2 separate regions of the Homo sapiens genome follow, and region 1 is linked to region 2. A link is an interaction called in ENCODE POLR2A ChIA-PET data of the cell type or tissue named here. Cell type or tissue: CD4-positive, alpha-beta T cell. All regions are shown on one strand. Links, peaks and the distances in the headings refer to the core of each region. The heading gives the core; the rest is flanking DNA.

The links. ChIA-PET counts read pairs that join two places held together with the same protein. Peaks named below come from ENCODE experiments on the same cell type or tissue, not always from the same donor. Only the 100,000 strongest peaks of a DNase experiment are listed, where the experiment ranks them.
Region 1: POLR2A ChIA-PET joins it to region 2 with 16 read pairs; 25 of 35 experiments call an interaction of 5 or more read pairs at or near these places.

The regions. Positions count from the first base shown.
Region 1 is chr1:110,200,513-110,205,881 of GRCh38, forward strand. SLC6A17 (solute carrier family 6 member 17) reads left to right here. Exons shown (of 12, transcript NM_001010898.4): 12 at 1-1,690. Among named protein-coding and RNA genes, the nearest start is that of KCNC4-DT, 6.8 kb to the right of the region's middle. RefSeq lists an enhancer at 2,534-2,583. In CD4-positive, alpha-beta T cell, for the core only: CTCF peaks have their summits at 2,696 (motif pointing right) and 2,896; a DNase peak (open chromatin) is centred at 2,649; H3K27ac peaks cover 427 bases.
Region 2 is chr1:110,309,594-110,314,962 of GRCh38, forward strand. The region is part of intron 2 of RBM15-AS1 (RBM15 antisense RNA 1); the gene reads right to left. Among named protein-coding and RNA genes, the nearest start is that of RBM15-AS1, 27 kb to the right of the region's middle. In CD4-positive, alpha-beta T cell, for the core only: CTCF peaks have their summits at 3,186 (motif pointing left) and 3,387; a DNase peak (open chromatin) is centred at 3,168.

The DNA of each region.
Region 1 (5,369 bases), core at 203-5,202, 110 kb before region 2:
TACATGTGGGTGTAAATGCTGTTAAATGACAAACCCAATATTATACTGTGGCTGGTGGACTATTTTCATCCTCAGTGCTGTACAGATCTATTTTCATTGTATATTTGATATATTTTTAATTTTGTAGCGTGTGGCTGGGCCAGGCCCCAGCGGGAGGGGCTGAGCTGGGGCTGTGTGCTTGCTAGGTGTGGGCGCGCTAGTGCTCGTTGTAGCCTTTTGCTGTGTCTTCGCTGTGTGTTAGACGTAGGGCCTAGAGCTCGGGGTGTGTGTGTGCGTGCTGTGTGTATGGTGTGCACATACGTGAGTGTGGGTGTGTGTAGCGTGCTGATCTGTGACTCCCAGTGTTCACCACCTTCCTGAAGACCACGCTCCCTCCCCCTGCCTCCTCCTCCTCCTCTTGGCTCTATTGGGAGCCTCAGGGCCGGCAGGGTGCTTCGGGAGCCCCCTGCTACGGGGAAAGGCATGTGTTTCTTGCTGGTGACTCATTGCCTTCACACCACTGGGTTTGCCAGAAACAGGGAAGGAGGGCGTTAAGGGAAAAAAAAAATCCTCAAATTTATTTACCAGTCAGCTTCTTGCTGTTCCCAGTAGAATCGCTAGCTCTTCTCCAGAGGAAAAGTACTAGGATTCTTAAGATGGCGAGACCCCAAGAGGGATCTCATAGCACTGCTGCATTTGCCGTTGACGCAGTCCTGACAGTGTTTGAAAAGGGCCGCCTGCCCCCTCCCCACTGTGCTTTTGATGCCTTTGGAGTCAAAGGCAGGTGGGGTCACCTGATGAGCTAAGATCCAGCCCCAGAATCCTGGAGGAGCAGGAGGTAGCAGGAGAGGACCAGGTCCCCAAGTCCCTTCACAGGGTCCCCACCCCCACTGGCTTTGGTGCTGTCCACACAGTGCCCACCAGAAGGCAGAGGGAACTCCAGGGCAGGGATGTGCCTGAAAGAGTCAACAGTCCCCTGATCCCCTACCTCTGCCTGCCCTCCAGCCCCATCACCAGCTTCTTGCTCAGGGAGACTTCCGCCCTCCTCACTGAGGCAACATGAAGCCCGAGGCCCAGATGGGGGCTGAACAGGTAGGGCACATCAGTTAATGCCAGTGAGGTCAGCTTCTGCCCTCCAGCAATACATGTGCAGGGGTTGCTGCTTTCCCAGTGCCAGGAGAACCCCCGCTCCGAGTCAGCCTGTGTGGGTCATGAGGCTGGGGCCCAGGAGACACGGTCCCAGGCACTGCACAGGCCTGCAGTATTACCAGGCGGAGGGGCTGCTTTTCTGCCCTTCCTCACCCCCACGCCCCACCCCACTCCCCCAGAGTACTCCCCACTGTGAAAAGAGCTGGAAACTAAACTGGTTAGAATGAACCTGGCTCCCTGAGCATCCCTGGATCCTTCAAATAGGCCCTGAGATGTGAGGTCTGCTGCTTCACTGGGGCCCGATGACTTTGGCTGGGGGAGGGGGCCTAGGGCCTCTTCTCATTGAAAGCTCTGCTTTATACAGACCCAAGCATACACACCAGGCCGTCACTTTGGGTTCTGGCATAAGTTCAGAACAATTCAAGTCCATGTGTCCCATGGCTGGTCAGAGCCCTGGGTCAAAACCACTCAGCCCAGGGGAGGGGATGAGGCATTGTCACCCTAGACCCCTCTTCCTCTCTCCCCCACCATAGTGTGCAATAAAGTGTCTGTTCTTACCAAACCCTTCTTGCCTTTCTCACCTGCTCTTGCAATGAGGGAGAGGGAAGGGTGGCCAAGGATCCTGCGGGAAGCTTTGGGGTGAAAAGCTTGGACTGGGATGGGTGGACAGGACTGCTGAGGGGGGTTGTGGGTGCTGGCTGGCTGAGGAGCAGCGCGGGGAGTGTGCACAGGTTCATATCTGTATTTTCCTATGAATTGTCCTAGGTATTAACAATGCACACACTTGTAGAGGGCCCTATTGGGGTCCAGCGATTCCACATGTCTAATTTCCTGTCATCTTTGCAACCGTTTCCTAAGGGAGACCCTTTGCTGGCTACATTTTTCCAGGTGAAACTGCATCTGAAATTAGGATGGTATTTGGTGGTCTCTTACAGGACCCTGTAGGGGAAACTCCTGTCCCACCTGACTACCAGGAAAAGCTATACTTGTCAGCCTGGCAAGGGTGGGGTGTGTGGAGGCCCACCTCAGGGAAGGACAGGGGTGGGAAGGTGCCAGTGTTGAGAGGTCTGACAGCAAGGACCAGGACTCTCTTGGGTGCTGGGTTGGGGGGGGGGTGGGCTCCCCTGGAACAGGCATATTCTAAAGTTCTGCCCCTCTCTTCAAGATAGCTATCCCTCTTGCAAACTTCAGTAGAAGGTAAAGACGAACTAGGGGATCTGACATCACCTCTGTTCTAACATTCCAGCCCCAAGTATTCATTTATTAAACACCCACTGAATACTCAGCACTGTGAAGAACGGACTGTGCTGGTGGCTGGGAAGCTCTTCTTCCTGCCTCACCCTCTAGGAGCACCGACATTGAAAGAAACAAGAAGTCTGGCTCCTGGAGGAGGCCTCACCCCCACCCCACCCAGCTCCAGGCTGGAATGATGCTGCTTGCACTCAGACGCACACAGCCAAGGACCCTGAAGGAACCTGCCATTTTCTTCTCTTGCCATAGAAAGTGTTGTTCCAGGAATAGCCACCAGATGGCAGGAAAACCTTTCTCGCCAGATCATAGTCTGCTTGCCTTCCTCTCTGTCATTTATTCCTTTGTGGGTTAGTTTATTTGTTGAACAAACATTTATTACGTACCCACCCTGGACAGGCTCCATGCCAGCTATAGATGAATAAAGATAAAATCAGCCCCTGCTGTCCTGAGTTTGGCAGAGGGAGGGGACCGGCCCTATAACTCCACATCTCCCCATGTATCTTTCAAACCAGGAAATGGCCTGGTGCTGAAAGTCACTCCTTGTCAAGTATTCAGTCTTTTGGTTGAAGGTAATGTTTTTGGTTGAGATGCAAGCCCTCTTGCCAGGAGGGGCACACAGATCCACCAAGATGCAGCATAACAAGGGCTTTGGTTCCAAGGAGCTCTAGAGTCATACTTCTCAAGTTCAAGTTCAAATGCCACCCAGCTTCCTGCTTCCTGGGAGGCCTTGAGCGAGTCATTTAATCGCTCTGAGCTTAAATGTCCTAGTCTGTAAAACAGACATAATAAATAGATTCAATGAGATAACACATGTTGGTCCAGTTATCTATTGCTGTGTTCCAAGTTACTCCAAGTCTGAGCGGCTTAAAACAACCATTCTATCTCGCAGTTTTCTGAGTAAGGAATTCAGGCAGGACTCGTCTGAGCAACTCTTCTGGTGGCAACCAAGGTCACTCAGTGATATTCAACTAGCAGCGAACTAGTCTGGAGGGTCCAAGGCAGCTGCCCTCACATTCACTCAAATGCCGGGCACTCCAGTGAGAATGGCTGGAAGACTGAGTTCAGCTGGGCCTGCCGGCCAGAGTGAGCACCTACAACTGCCTCTCCAGCATGGCTACTTGGCCAGACTTCTGACTGAAGGGCTTAGGGTCCCCAGAGAGACCATTTCAAGAGACAGGAGGTGGAAGCTGCCAGGTTTTTAAGGCCTGGGGCTGGAAAATGGCACAGTACCTCTACCATCTTCTGTGGGTCACAGCATCTGCCCAAATAAAGGGGAGGGCACACAGAAGCCCCCCTTGTTGATGGGGAGTGGGGAGAGTCTGGCTGCCCATGTAATGGGCTGATTCTAGAGTGTTAGGGATCTTTGTCATCAGTCACCTGCACATGCATGGAAGCCTTCTCCTGAGGGGATGTCAGCTTAGAGACACAGAACTGGGACACACAGCAGGTCATTTCTGGTGGGGAGGTGAGTGGTTAAGTTTGGGCCCTGGGTGGAGGGAGCAGTCAGAGGAGGATGAGAAGGGCATGCAGGAGGACAGGTGAGGCCACTGCTTCTGCCTCAGGTTTGCCCCAGGGCAGGTGGCATGAGTGGTTTGAATCATGGGTCTGTCGCCAACCATACCACCTTGGGGAAGCCACTTTAACCCTGGAATCTCCATTTTCTGATCTGTAAAAGGAGGACGACAATAAAATCTCTTCCTTAGAGATGGTATGAGGGAAAAATGAACTTCATCAGTAACATCTACTGGAATACAGTATCGACTTCTTTCCATATGGGGATACAATAGGTGCTCATTAAATATTTCCTTCCTTCCTTCTTGCGATCCTGGGCAAGGCCATGGGGCCTACTTCATTCTGGGGGCCCCATCACCCATGCAATGAGCCATCTCCTAAAGCTATTCACAAAGGACAGTTTCAGCCTAAAATCCAGAGAAGCCAAGGAAGGAAGGCAGAAAAGGAACTCTCTCCAGGAAAGGGAGTACCAGAGTGTGGGGGTCTCACTGATCCTGTACATTATCATGTTCACCCCAGCAGTCACCACCAGACAGCTCCAGTCATAGGGACTTGGGCCAAGGCTAAAGTATTCCACAGACCACAAGGCTATTGTGGGGTTTTGTTTTTGTTTTCTTTGTTGTTGGTTGGCCCCAAATTCTTTTTAATACTTCTCCCATCAAAAGTGGAGTCTATGCTCCTCCTCTTGAATCTGGGTGAGCAAATGCTTCCTGTGACCAACAGGGTATAGTAGAAGTGATGCTATGTGACTTCCAAGGCTAGATTAGGAAAGGCCGTGCCACTTCCACCTGGTGTTCTAGGGATACTCATTCTAGAGGCAGCCAGCTGCCATGTAAGACAGCCAACCACCCTGAGACTGCCATGCTAGGGAGGCGATATGTTTGCAGATGCTTAGGTTGACAGCTTCAGCTGAGCTTCCAGCCAACAGCCAGTGTCAACTGCCAGCCACATGAACACAGCATACTGAACGTTTAGCCCAGCTGAGCTTCAGATGTTTGCAGCCCGCTGACATCTGATTGTAGCTGCATAAGAGACCCTAAGCAAGAACTGTTCAACTGAGCCCTTCCTTATTTCCTGACCCATAAAATAATAAACAAAATAAAATGGCTGTTGGGTTTATATCACTACATACTAGGGGTAATTTGTTTCATAACAATAGTAACCAGAATATGAACCTTAGTGATTATCTGGTCAAACCTCCTTGTACAACAATGGGGGAAACGGAGGCCCAAAGAGGAAAAGACCAGACTTCCCACAACCAAGCAAGGGGAAGATCGGGGCCAATGCCTGGGTTTCTTGACTCCCAATCTAGTGCACTCTCTGCCACACAGCAAGAAACTGACAGGGAGGACTCCTCCCCCGCCACCCCCCGCCTCATTAATTCCATGCATCAAGCAAGCATGAATCAGGTATTTTGAGTGCCTGGGATTGTGCTGAGCACTGGGAATATACAAAGGACCAGGCAAGAGTCCCTGGCT
Region 2 (5,369 bases), core at 200-5,199:
CAGTCTGCATGTGATAAAGGTAGGAGGATGTTGTCTACCCTTGCTACAAGGTAATAGGAGGACACTGGGAGTTGGCATCTTGATGTAATAAACACAGGATTCGAAGATAGATAGACATGGGTTCAAATCTCAACCCCAAGCCTTGGAAGCTGGGTGACCCTGCATGAGGCACTTCTGAGTGGCCCTTGCTTTTCTGTCTCTAAACACGGATGATCATAATCATACCAGTCTCCACTGACTCCAGACAGTGGTCATTAGATCCAATGAGTCAACACATGGGAGTACACTTTACAGAGTCAGTTATAACCAGGCATTAGCTGTCAAATGAATGAGTCCGGTATCTAGGAGAGTTCACTGCCTGAGGAAGGAAATCCAACCAATCCCCTGCCTGAGAGCCGAGAGCAGCCAGCTCTAAGGCACCTCCTGGAAGATCTTGCAGCCCTCTGGCACTGAGTTCTTTCTTCTCCAACTTCCTACCCCCACATGTTTATAGTCCACACCACATCTAGTTCTCACAGTTCAGAAAGTCCTCCAAGCCAGCCCATCTGAATCCTTTAATGACCTGCTCCTTCCCTGCTTGCTTTCCTTTGCAGAGCCTCCTTCTATCAATACTTTCCCCCTCACATGGAATCCATCCTCACACAGGCCTTTCAGGAGGAAACTTCCCCTGGGCCCCTGACCAGTGTTTCTTTTCAGAGCTTCATCATTTCCCAGGTGGCTGAGGTTGTAGATTTCAAAGCAAGGCCACAGAACGTAAGCTCCGGGCTGGTTTTCACTGCTTCTGCCAGCCCTGCTGCTTACCCTCACACGTCCCTGAAAAGCTTTGGCTGGAACCAGATGCCAATAGGCTAAGGTCCCTGTTGCCTGGCCCTCCACAGCATCCAAACCAGCAAACCAGGGGCTTCCCTGGGGCCGAGTGACCTTCTCTGGGAAGTAGGCCAGAGCTCAGCAAAGTGCTGCCTCTTCAGCCACTGTGACTGTGTGACGCCTGGGCTGAATCCCAAAGAACGAGGGCCCAGCTCTGCGGCTGAGAATCTCAGTAGGGGCAGGGCTACAGGGACCTCCATGGTCAGCAAGCTCAACCTTGTCATTGTCCAGAGGAGGATACTAAGGCCCAAAGAGGCTTGGCAATGTGGATAAGGTAGCAATCTGATAGCAGAGATGTGCTAGGCCATGGTCCTCTCTCCCAGCCCAGGGCTATTTACACCACCCAACAGCTCCTAGTGCCTGGACAAGAAGACTCCAAAGCCCAGCTTCCGATTCTTTCCTTTTGAGTTGCTCTTTGGCTTTCCCAGGGAAGAAGATGGCTGTTTAATTTATTCATCCTTCCAATTTCAGATTAAGAGGGACTGGAAAGAACAGGAGCTATAAGGTAAATACTATTAGTGTCCCTATTTTATAGATGGGGACACTGAGACTTGTAGATATCAAGTATCTTGCCTAAGGTCCCACAGCCAGTACATGGTGGTGCTGGAATTGCAATGCAGGTGACTGGCTCTATCACATTGTGCTGCCAGCACTACACACCTGGTGAATTACCCCTCAACCTGAGAAGCACTTGCTGCTCCTTGGAGCCCTAAAGGATAGGCTGGAATGAGGAAAACTCAGTCTGTCTCCCATCTGGGGTTGGGTAACACAAGCAGTGGCTAGAGTTTAGTAGAGAGGATGTATCCAAAGAGAAATCCCCAAGGAGGCAGAGAGACTCCAAGATTTGAGCAGCTCACCATAGGGATCGAGCCACTTTCTCCAGATGGTCACAGATGAGGATTCTAGCAGCAATTGCAAATGAGAGGAACTTTACCTCTCCTGGTTCCACAGTTCTCTGAGCCTCAGTTCTATTTATTTTTTAATCAGTAAAACTGGGAACTCAAATTACTTGTCCAAGATTCCTTCCTCATCAATAGCAAACAAGTATTGAGCACGGTGCTGAGAGCCTTTACATAGCAGCATCAGCACCCACCATCCCTCCTGGAGAGGAATGGGCAACAAAGTCCTTGCTTCAATGTCTTAGATTAGTTGAGAAAACACATTTTGAAGAGTGCATAAACTGGTCCTTGCTTGCAGGTTCAAGTGGCCCTTCTAACCGTCAGAGTCCATAAATGGAATGGGAATTTGGGGAATGGCTCCTTCCCATTCCATCCTCCAGTTTCCTCCCATTCCAGGCCTATTTCACCTCCCTGATTTCTTAACCCTCAGACTTCAAGAGGCCACGCGAGCCTTCATACACTGCGCATCTTTCTGCAGCAGGACTCTATGGGGGCCAGAGAAGCCTGGGGAGAGGTGGCTCCACGTGCTTTACCCAGAACAGCATTCCTTCAGGTTGAGTTCACCCTGCCCAGACTGACAGCATGGTGGGCATCCACTCTTCGCTTCCATTCTCAAAAAAACATCTGCTTCAACTGTTATCCCAAGCACACAGTCCCCCGACCAGGATGAGAGAGAGCTGGGAAGGAGAAAGAATCGCAATCTGCACACTTGCTTCATTATTCCACTTAATACTCACAGTAGCACCACCAGTTTATAGAAAAGGAAATCAAGTCTGAAAATGACTTACCCAAGGTCCCATGACATATAGATGGAAAACCAGGACACAAAGGCAAATCTGACTCCAAACCTGCCTCCTAACCACTCAGGTATCAGATTTGGCATTCACCCATTCATATCCAGAGAGTTAGCCTTTTATGCACTTCCAAATGGGGGTTTCAGCCCAGCCTAAGGAGAGCCTCAAACTCCTTTAGTGAAGTCCAGGCATTCTCTGAAGCAAACGGCCCCACCCATCCACCGTGGCAGGCCTGGCCTCCCATGGCTCCTCTGTGACATGTAGACTGGGCTGTCCCTGTTACTTGAAACACTTTGCTGGGAAGAGATCCCTTCAGCCTTCTCCCTGAGCCATCGCATGTTATCAGCCTCATCCTTCCTTCCTTCCCCATGCAGGAGGGAGCGACTTTGCCAGTCCAGAGGTCTGAGGTCTCAGCCTTGCCAGGTGACATCTAGGGCCTCATAGCCCTTGCTGGAGAGGTCCTTGCTGGAGAGGCCCTTGCCGGAGAGGCCCAACATGCTCACAACCCTCGGAATGTTTGCAGCTTGGCAGGACTGAGTGACCCAGTTTCCCCGGCAGGGAAGCTCACTTGGCTAGTGGGCTGTGCAGGGTTTGGCATCTGCACGTCTCTCCTGCCCTCTGCTGGTCACCAGGCAGGAGGCTTGCCAGGGCAGGCAATCCCACACTGTGTCCGCTGTGGGAATTGACTCTCAGGCCTGTAAATATTTGCTGAATTAACTGAATGAATGAGTGTATCATGTACAGTTCTAGGCTTTAGGGCCTAAAGTGGCCGAAGAGACAGGAGCTACTCTGGGAAAAGAGTGAATTCTGCTGAGCTGGGCCTGTGTTCCCAGCAGGCCTCCCCCTATACTTTCCTCCTGCGTCCCTGCATAACCAGCTCTCCGCTCCCTCAGAGGCGCTCCCCTCCCTCACAGCGTGCTGCCATTCTAGGATGAATTAGATCTTCCCAGGCCCAGGTCAACTAGTTTCATCACCACCTGACTCGTTACATTTCCTCTACCACATTCCCATGGAGTGGTCTCAAATCTCTGTTTGAATGCCTCCAATGGCAGGCACTCACTATCAGGTAGCCCTTTCCACTTTCCGAGAGCTATAATCAAAAGAATGCTCTTCTTTTTTCACACTAAATCAGCCCTGACACTTCCACTTAGAGACCCAGTTCTTACCTGTTGGTCACTCAGAAGTCTGACCAGGCCACCCTGTGACAGCCTTTCAACTCCTTGAAGACGGCAGTCATATTCCTGAGACTTCTCTTCTCTCCCCGCAAACACACTGGGCTCTCTACTTCCTGCCATTTATCTTAGTAAGTCTGGAAGACTCGGACAATGACTCTCCAGTGGTGGAATTCTAAAAGATGAAGGTATTTTCAGTCTGAAGACTTTCTGCACTTGAACTTAGCCAAAAGGCCAAGAAGCGAGTCTGAAGACCTTCTGAAAGGCAACTTTCTGTCTACTCTAGGAGAAGTCCTAAATCACAAAATGGGATAATTATTTGGCCACAGCTTGCAAATTTACAAAGCTCTTTCATAGGCCACCATCTCAGTGTGTAAAAGTATCATCATCCCAATTTTAGGGATGAAAACAGCAAGGCCTCACAGAGGAAAAATGCTTCACTGGTGATCATACAGGAAGCAAAAGCTAAGTGGTACTCAGACTCAATCTTCTGATTCCAAGTCTACCATTCTTTATACAAAGGCATTGCTGCTTCTGCCTTTTGAGAACGTAAAAAGAAAAAAAAAAGGCAGATAACAAGTATTGAGCACTTACTATATGCCAGACATTGTTCTAAGGGGCTTAATATTTATTAACTTCATGTCCAAAATGACTTTGTAAGGTATGTATGTACACTTATTATTATTCTAATTTTATTTTCCAGGGTTAGTACATTCAAAATCCAGGACACTAACCAGTGCAATTCAGCTCAAGAACTAACACTTAACCACATCACCATGGCTCTCCATGCTTGCCTAAGTTTATACATACATCCATCTTTGTTTCTCTCCTTGCCTCTCATTTATCGGACCAATGATACTGTGGAGAAAGTTAAAGAAGAGTTCCCCAGTGGTGGGAGTGGGGAGACTTTCCTTCCTTTCAAGGCAGTGAACCAGAGGCAGTGAATCCTAGCTCTGCCACTTTTCAGCAAGTGACCTTGGGCCAAGTTATTCAACCTCCCTCCTCTCCTCGGTTTCATCATCTGTAAAATGGAGGTGCCACCAGCACCGACTTCATTGGGTTTCCGTGAGTTATGAGTTAATGTTTTTGTAAAGTGGTTAGAGAAGTGAATTTCTATTACTAAATTTGGACCCTCGGCTGTTTGAGGTGACTGGGGCAAAGTCTAGAGGGTGGGTAAAAGCAGGCACCATCCTGTGGGAACACAGAAGGAAAGAGCCCTGGAGCCCAGACGGAGGATGGGCTGGGGGAGGTGGAGTGGAGAGAGAAACTGATGGAGAACTGGGATGACTTTTGGTGGGATCTGACCCTTTCATGGAGTCACAGTTTCTCTGAGTTAAAAGTATCTTTCTAGGGCATCTAATCCAGCCAAGCAGTGGAGCAGGCACAAGTCTCCAGTCTCAGCCAGAGGCCTTGGAAGATGAAGAATTCCATTTCCTAAGACTGGGGGCACACTGCATTAAAATAAATGACACTTGGTAGGCTGGAGTTGAGGGAGGTTCTCTCTGGCCTCTTGAAGAAACTAGACAGCAGGGATATAAGGTCCAGATGCCTTTACACCTGGCCTCAATTTGGTCTCATATTCTGTTTTCAGGAACAATACAAATCTGTAGCAGAACTACATGAGTTCCAAGCTGATA